Linked DNA regions of Homo sapiens: region 1 is linked to region 2. A link is a loop called in an ENCODE intact Hi-C map of the cell type or tissue named here. Cell type or tissue: ascending aorta. All regions are shown on one strand. Each heading gives the region's core, and the rest is flanking DNA. Links, peaks and the distances in the headings are about the cores only. Region 1 overlaps MYOCD (myocardin). Region 2 overlaps LINC00670 (long intergenic non-protein coding RNA 670).

What was found. Hi-C counts contacts between places; a loop is a spot of excess contacts. Peaks named below come from ENCODE experiments on the same cell type or tissue, not always from the same donor. Only the 100,000 strongest peaks of a DNase experiment are listed, where the experiment ranks them.
Region 1: a loop joins it to region 2, with 3 times the contacts of the local background. A loop is called at or near these places in 1 of 110 quality-filtered maps.

What each region holds. Positions count from the first base shown.
Region 1 is chr17:12,726,927-12,731,318 of GRCh38, forward strand. All of the region lies in intron 5 of MYOCD (myocardin), which reads left to right. Among named protein-coding and RNA genes, the nearest start is that of MYOCD-AS1, 23 kb to the left of the region's middle. In ascending aorta, for the core only: no CTCF peak of the experiment used is centred there; a DNase peak (open chromatin) is centred at 2,415; H3K27ac peaks cover 4,000 bases.
Region 2 is chr17:12,625,369-12,629,760 of GRCh38, forward strand. The region is part of intron 3 of LINC00670 (long intergenic non-protein coding RNA 670); the gene reads left to right. Among named protein-coding and RNA genes, the nearest start is that of MYOCD, 38 kb to the right of the region's middle. In ascending aorta, for the core only: no CTCF peak of the experiment used is centred there; DNase peaks (open chromatin) are centred at 2,023 and 2,960; H3K4me3 peaks cover 469 bases; H3K27ac peaks cover 4,000 bases.

The DNA of each region.
Region 1 (4,392 bases), core at 156-4,155, 100 kb after region 2:
TTCTCCTTAATTTGTACAACTTACCTATTACTAAAAATTCTCACTCCCCTCCTGAATTTTAAAGTTATTGGCCTCAAGTAGTAGACAGTATTGGCTCCCAGTTGTTCTAAGTTTCTCTGAAGAATCATGAGCGCCCAGTGGAGGAAGGTAGTTGCGGGGAATTAGGATGTATAAAAAGAGAAGAGGTCTAAAATGAGGCTCCCACGCAGTAGTGTTTAACATAGAAACAGGGAATCTGTGACTAATAAACAAAAGGAATGGCTAGAGAAAGAGGCAGAAGATACAGGGTGACTTAATCCAAGAAAAATCCAAAAGTGGACAGCAGTAATGGGCAATTGAGCACCTGTTACTCATCTACGCATCAGCCTCTTTAGCAATGACCCTTTAAATGTGCCTGAGTTTTTAGGGGAAAGGTGAACAGGAATATCATAAAGACAGAGAGAGTTGCTTAGAGACAGCTACAGAGAGCGCATTTAGAGACAGCTATAGAGACAGCTATAGTCCTTCCAATGGCGAAGGTGACCCAGCTCACTATTCTGTATGTCACTTCTTGTGATCATATCTTCTCCCTTGGTTGTGGTTGCACTGTGTATCATTCTTCCAGCCTCTGGGTATTTTCCCTCCCCTGTCCACGTGCCTTTCCAGATGTGTTTACATTTTCCAGCTCTCTCTGCAGCTGTGTTTCTGAGTTTCTGCCAAGCTCTGAGAGGATCATTTACTCATTGTCTCCCTCCCTCCAAACTTCATTAAGGACCAACAATTCTCCAACCCTGCAATAGAAACTCTAGAATCTAGAACCTCTCCCAACACAGGGAAGGACATTTTTGACAGAGGACTGTCCCTACCCTGGGATTTTCCTTCTTACTCCCAGACATCATCCCTCTTGCAGTCAGCTGGATGAAAGCACCGCGTCTCTTCCCCTCTCCTCTTGAGTACCAGTTTCTGATCCCACTCCCAGGCTGCAAGTTGACTTTCTGAATTCATAGAGTCTTACAGTTTCCAGGTGGAGGGAAAAAAACAGGTTCATCACCCTAAAATGACATTCTGTAGGGTAATAGGGGACTTGGTCCTCCTCGGGGCTGTATCTGAGAGCATGCACCTCATTGCCTATTTCGCCTTCGTAGAAAACCGCTTATCAGGCCAGAACACTGAATACCAAAAGCATTGTGTTACATGAAAGCGATGATTCATGAGAACAGAAATGATATCCTGGAGTTTAGCATGGTCTTGCTCAGTTTATGAGTGGTAATTATTACTGAAATATCCCTCTGTGTTGAGACCCCTACAGGCTTACTTCTAGCTTGTTAATTCTCTCGCTGGTCATCAGAGCATTTTCTTCACTTAACGTGAACATCCCTTAGCTCCCACGAAAGTCGTATATTGTCCAGATGTCTGACTCCTGGCTTGAGTAAAACAGAACCCAGGCTGGCCTTCCCAGCTTTACCAACAGTAGAAGGGCCCAGGTTTTCAGCTCCAAAAGACAAGCATCTTCTCCTAAAGTGTTCTCACCTTTTCATGGGACTGGGCCAGTCTTCCCACCTGAGTCAGGTTTTTTTGTTGTTGTTTTTTTAAGACAGAGTTTCGCTCTTGTTGCCCAGGCTGGAGTGCAATGGCATGATTTCAGCTCACCGCAACCTCTGTCTCCCGGGTTCAAGTGATTCTCCTGCCTCAGCCTCCCAAGTAGCTGGAATTACAGGCATCCACCACCATGCCCAGCTAATTTTGTATTTTTAGTAGAGATGGGGTTTCTCCACATTGGTCAGGCTTGTCTCGAACTCCCCACCTCAGGTGATCCACCCGCCTTGGCCTCCCAAAGTGCTGAGATTACAGGCGTGAGCCACCGTGCCCAGCCAGTCTTTTTAAAAAAAGAACCCGTGATTTAGAATATATAGCCCCATTGTCAAACCTAAATTTGTTCTTTTTATCACCATGACCGTTTCATGTAGAAAGCAATAATTCAGCCCCTCCGGGGCTGGTCCAGAAGTCACCCATTTCTATCATTTACATTTATAAAAGATCCTGTGCTAGTCACTGCTCACCAATGTGCCCCACGCTTAGACTTCATAACAAAACCCTCCTATTCACTAAGAATCTAGTCATTCTTCAGAGACACCAAAAGTCTTCACCCTCTCTGATCGTTCATTTTGAAGGCAGCTAGATAATAACCATGGCCCTGAGTGAGATGGTAGGGCTGTTTGCTTTGGCATAAAAAAGAACATTTTGCTTTGGCATAACTTTCTCATGAACAAAATCTATCATTCCATCATGAGAAATAATTTCCAAAGAGTAAACCACCCTTGGGGTAAAGAAACACACTGAGGCATACGTGACAAATACTTTGCTGAGGATGGTTCTGGGAAAGAGTTGGGCAAGAGAATCAGGGAGCTGGGAGTGTTGGAGCGTGTGGGAGTGGCGGGAGGAAAGGGTGAGCGCTGAGAGAGAAAGGAAGTGCCTGGAGTCTGCCTCTGCCGCCCTGTGAAGTAAGGGCTTTGCCTCTGTGGAAGCCATCTCAGGCATCATTGAGAGGTGGGCAGGGCATGCCCAGGTGGGAGCTGAAGTTGGAGAGAGGCCTCTAGAAATCTGAGGGCAGCTTGAGGCTCTGGGAGGGGCTGAGGAGCATCCTGTCAAAGAGAAAAGGGAGACAGGATAAAGCACTTTTTTTTTTTTGAGATGGAGTTTTTGCTCTTGTCGCCCAGGCTGGAGTGCAATGGCGCGATCTCTGCTCACTGCAACCTCCCAGGTTCAAACAATTCTCCTGCCTCAGCCTTCCAAGTAGCTGGGATTACAGGTGCGTGGCACCACACCTGGCTAATTTTTGTATTTTTAGTAGAGATGGGGTTTCACCATGTTGGCAAGGCTGATCTCGAACTCCTGACCTCGTGATCTGCCCGCCTTGCCTAATGTTATTTTTCATCCCTAGAGGATTCACCTCAAGAGCAACGCAGGGCAGGTATTTACACAGGTTAACTGCTTTTCCTGACTTGTGTGGCCCTAGGATCAGGTGTATCAAAAGACATGAAGATCATCCTGGGCAGCATAGTGACACCTCATCTTTACAAAAAAATTTAAAATTAGCCAGGCATACTGGTGCATGCCTGTAGTCCTAGTTACTCGGGAGGCTGAGGCAGGAGGATCACTTGAACCCAGGAGTTTGAGGCTGCAGTAAGCTATGATCAAACCACTGCACACCAGCCTGGGTGACAGAGTGAGACCCTATCTCTCAAAAAAAGGAAAAAAAAGGCCAGGCGTGGTGGCTCATGCCTGCAATCCCAGCACTTTGGGAGGCTGAGCGGTGGTGGATCACCTGGGATCAGAAGTTCGAGACCAACCTGACCAACGTGGAGAAACCCCATCTCTACTAAAAATACAAAATTAGCTGGGCATGGTGACAGGCATCTGTAATCCCAGCTACTTGGGAGGCTGAGGCAGGAGAATCGCTTGAACCTGGGAGGTGGAAGTTGCAGTGAGCCAAGATCGCGTCACTGCACTCCAGCTTGGGCGATGAGCGAAACTCCATCTCAAAAAAAAAAAAAAAAAGACATAAGGCAAATTTCTAAAGTGCCAGGGATCTGAGTAAAAAAAATTAGTCATTCCAACATCTACCTATTATGCCATTTCCATAATAAAAGCATCTGATCGCTTTCCAGAGCAGTGAGTTCTGACTTTGGTTAGATAGTCCAATCAGTCTGTAGACTATGACATGCTAAATCTATGCAAATGTCTTTAGGCAACAGCTACACTGAAACTATAGCTACCTTTCTGTGTACGACTTTCTCCCTTAGGACACAAATTTTGCTTCAGTCTCTTCCAGGATGTCAGGAGGTAGTCTGTCCATGATTTAAAATAGCTTCTATTGCAGTGGACCGGGCCAGCTCACAGGTTGATAAGGAAGGAGGCGCATTTTCATATTCTACTTCATGGTTTCCTGCCCTTGGTGTGGGTCTTCACAGAAAGGTAACTAGGATTCCAATTATCTTGCTTTAATCTTGGCATTTTAAATGTTTATGCAAAGAAAGTACAGCTGACTCATTCATCTGATCACTTCCAAGAGGGAGAGGAGAGGCTCCGAGTCACCAGCCCAAGATCCCCAAGGGGCCAGTGCCCAGAGCCAGTCCTGCGAGCATAGCCAGAGGATGATGTCAGGGCTTCCCAAAGCAGGTCCTTGTCATCACAGCCCCGACGCGTCTGCAGGGACAATAGCCAGCACACCGCTCTCCATCAGCTCCCAGCCAGCCTCATGCTGGGGAAGATTGGAGCGGAGGCCCAGGGTCACACCACGGAGCCAGGAGACTTGGTCATTCCAGAGGCAGTCAGATAAGGTGACCTTTGTCCCTCTCTGCATGGGCTTGGCTTGAACCAGGAAGGAGAGGGAGTGGCATGCCAGCCTTTCCA
Region 2 (4,392 bases), core at 131-4,130:
ATCTTTCCATCCTCTGGCCTCCCATACTACCATCTAAAGTGTCATCAGGTAGAAGGCAGAGCAGATGTCCTTGGCCCTTCCAGAAGGAAGCATTCAGCTCAGTCTGACAAAGAACTCCCTTGCCGTCAGTGCTACACGCAGGATGGGCTGCTTCTCAAAGCCAGGTCCCTGTCCCAGCCTTAAGGACCATGTCTGCAATGTGACAGAGGAAAAATCTCCATTTGGAGGAGGCTTGAACCCGATGATCTACCTTTCTAATAACAGGGAGCTGGCATCTATGGCCAACACCAACTGGCCTGCCCCAGCAATGGACCTGGATACATCATACTCCACTCCAACCTCTGGACTCAAAAGCCTGCGAGTCCTTTGTCCCCTGGCTGTGGAACAGCCTATAATTTATCATGCAAACTTAGGACACTGTTTTTTGGGTTTTTTTTTTTTCTTTAATTTTTTTTTTGAGACAGAGTCTTGCTCTGTCACCCAGGGTGGAGCTCAGTGGCGCCATCTCCGCTCTCACTGCAACCTCTGCTTCCCAGGTTCAAGTGATTTTCCTGCCTCACCGTCTGGAGTAGCTGGGACTACAGGCGCACCCCACCACACTTGGCTAATTTTTGTATTTTTAGTAGAGATGAGGTTTTGCCATGTTGGCCAGGCTGGTCTCGAACTCCTGACCTCAAGTGATCCGCCCAACTCAGCCTCCCAAAGTGCTAGGATTACAGGCATGAGCCACTGCACCCGGCCTTAGGACACTTTTTCAAGTGAAAGACGACAGTAATAATAACAATAGCAGTAGCACAACAGGGCAGATAAGGAGGTATAGTCACCATGACTAGAGTGCACTCTTAGCAAAAATGCCCAGACTTATGGTGGGATCTATAATTCTAAACCACAACATTTATTTTATTCATATTTTTATTTTTAGAGACAGGGTCTTGTTCTGCTGCCTTGGCTGTAGTGCAATGGGACGATCACAGCTCACTGTAACCTTGAACTCTGAGCTCAAAAAATCCTCCTGCCTGGCCTCTTGAGTAGCTGAGACTACCGGCTTCAGCCACCGTGCTGGCTAATTTTTGGTAGAGATGGGGGTCTCACTATGTTGTCCAGGCTAGTCTTGAACTCCTGGCCTCAAGCGATCCTCCCACCTCAGCTTTCCAAAGTGTTGAGATTACAGGCACGAGCCACCGTGCTTGGCCTAAACCACATTTATTAACATGCTAAAAATCTGCCTGGTACCATTAAAGACTGAAGCCTTTCAATGAATATAGCAATAAATATAGCAAGGCACTATCACATAAAAACCTGTGGGCTGGGAATTCTGGTGGATATGGAATACTTAATGAGGGTGGGAGAATTACAGAGAAATGGAAGTCCTCTGGTTTGAAGAGCAGGAGAGAAGTACTGAGAAAGTGAGAGTGGTAGGGGACAAATCAAATTGTATTTCTTTTTTTTTTATTTGAAATGGAGTTTCGCTCTTGTTGCCTAGTCAGTGCAATGGCACCATCTCAGCTCACTGCAACCTCCGCTTCCTGGGTTCAAACGATTCTCCTGCCTCAGCCTCCCGATTAGCTAGGACTACAGGCACGCGCCACCACACCCAGCTAATTATGTATTTTTAGTAGAGACGGGGTTTCACCATGTTGGTCAGGCCAGTCTTGAACTCCCGACCTCAGGATATCTGCCCGCCTCAGCCTCCCAAAGTGCTGGGATTGCAGGCGTGAGCCACCGCGCCCGGCCTCAGAATTGTATTTCTGTAGATATTTTTAATCATCCTTAAAATAACACTAAGGAAAACTCAACTCTTCATAAACGTGATTGATTTTGGGGGGCGGTTTGCGGGATGTCTGGAATAGAATTGGGGGAGATAAAGCTCCTACTCTACTGTCGCCTCACGGCACCATCACCAAGCCACACCTCTGTGCTGGCACTGCCTGGATTTACTATGAGCCACCCATGTGACTAAGCACATTTCTAAACATCTGACGCTCAGAGTCCTCAGTCTGTAAAGCCAAGCACCCAGAGGCCTTTGCCACTAGCTTTCCGTGTAGCTTGGACCTTCTGTGACCTCACTCTCCTGTTGACCTACAGCAAAATAGCTGACGTCATGCCAAGCCTCGCAGACCTACCAGAGTGATTCATTTAATAATATTTGTAATCTTTGAAAGATGAGGTTGCTCCATAAAAGGGTTAGAAAATAACTGTGACTTTTGTAATGTGTTAACATGCATACCTAGGAGTCTCTCCTGTCCAAACACCATTATAACCGCCTGCTCTCTTACTTTCTTTCACTGGCTTCTTATTTTTTTTCCCCTCTGGGGCTCCTAAAGTCAGACTCACATTGGAATGGTTTGCAAACTCCCGTCTTTCCTGATTGGGTCCATCTGAATGGAGCCGTCACCAATGTCTTCACAAATGGCATTTCCATTAACATTTCTATTTCTGTCCATTCGGGGCACCTAAAGATTTCCCACCAAGATTTACATCAACTATTTTAAGAACGTGCTTTTAAAAAGCCAATGAGTTTGCTAAGTTTAAATCTGACTTTCTCAAGGGATGCTTAAAAGAAATATACAAAGTTTTTTTAAAAGAACCTTTGTAAGTTCAAAATAACATTCCAAAAGGAGTCACTAGGAAAACATTCAAGGGAAGAGAAAAAATTTTTTTTTGCATTTGTGGCAGACCTGGCTTTATCTTAATGTTCTATGTTTGTTTTTCGACGCAGAAAAGTCAAATAGCCATAAGAGTCACAAAATAATTGAAAGAAAAATGGCTTGGTGCTTCTCATGTCTAGAATATTTATAGCAGAGGGAGGAGCTAGGCTGTGTATATCCATTATTCAACAGGCCAGGTAAAGACAGAAGATTGGCCAACGGCAGCTCAAAGACAGAGCCCTGGGGATTCTCTTAGGTCTTATGGAAGCTGCATCAGAGCTATTGCTAAACTATGTCAACTGTAACTTTCCATTAGCCTGATGACCTGTGATCTACCAATGCCACAACATGACTGGAATGCTCAGACAGTTACCAAACAGGAAGATAAGCCATGGGTAATTATTTCAATAGAAACTTAGAGTTGAAGTGATTGTTCCTGTAAGAGTCTATTAATTAGAATTAGATTTTGCTGCTAAACTAAAAAACTCTCCTAATAGTGGCCTAATCATAAAAAGAGTCCAGAGGTAGGCAGCCTGTGGCTGGTGTGATGTCTGGTATGGTGACACCAAAGAGTCATCAGGGACCCAGGCTCTGAACTGTATCCTCTGCCAACTTGAGCATGTGGCTTCCATTCTCCAGGTTACTTCATGGTCTCAAATAGCTATTCTCTATCATGGCTATCTATCAGAACGGCACACTTCAAGTAGGAGGAAAGAGAGAAAGGAGGGAAAGTGTGGTCTCCTCTATTTTAAAGAGATTTCTAGAAGCCCCGCACAACACTTCCATTACAGCTCATTGGCCAGAGCTTGGTCACATAACAATTACCAGCCCAAAAAAGACGGGGAGCTGCTAATTTCCACAAGTACCCATCAGTCTCTTTCACAAATAGCAACTGTGCTTACTGAGTCTTTTCGTGTCTTTCAGAAGCACCCGCTTGCCTAAATCCATCACTTCATACTGGAAAAGCCTTTATGAACATTTGCTCACATTAGGTGTAAAAAATAATCCAGAAGTTTAAAGAGAATGCTGTTTTCCATGAACTGTAATAAATGATAAGTATTTAAACCTTAAAATGGGTTGGGTGTGGTGGCTCACGCTTGTAATCCCAGCACTTTGGGAAGCCAAGGCGGGTGGATCACCTGAAGTCAGGAGTTCAAGACCAGCCTGACAAATATGGTGAAACCCCATCTCTACTAAAAATACAAAAATTAGCTGGGCATGATGGTGGGCGCCTGTAGTCCCAGCTACTCAGGAGGCTGAGACAGGAGAATTGCTTGAACCTGGGAGGCGGAGGTTGCAGTGAGCAGAGATCACACCACCTTGCTCCAGCCTGAGCGACAGAGAGAGACTCTGTTAAAACAAAAACAAAAACAAAACAAAAAAACCTTAAAATGGTAGGTAAGAGTATCTTCCTGTGCTTTCTCCAGAAATAAATAAGAAAAAAAAAAGTCCATGTTATAAATCTAATAATGATATGTTGTCCTAAATTTACTTTTGCAGGAAAATAAGAAAACCATTAGTTTTCCAGAGAACCCACGCTTACCCTGACATGCTTACAGCATTCATCAGCAGAGATCCTAAGGTCTCCATAATTCTATATAGAAGAGTTCAAGGGGTAACAGTCTGGTTGGGAGGGCAGAAGTTAGGGGGAGTTCGAGGTAGTAAAATTCTTCTTGAAGTTGCATGTCTAAGGCAAGTATGGTACCCATGACATGTCCAAAATCTGTTAATTTCAAGAAATATT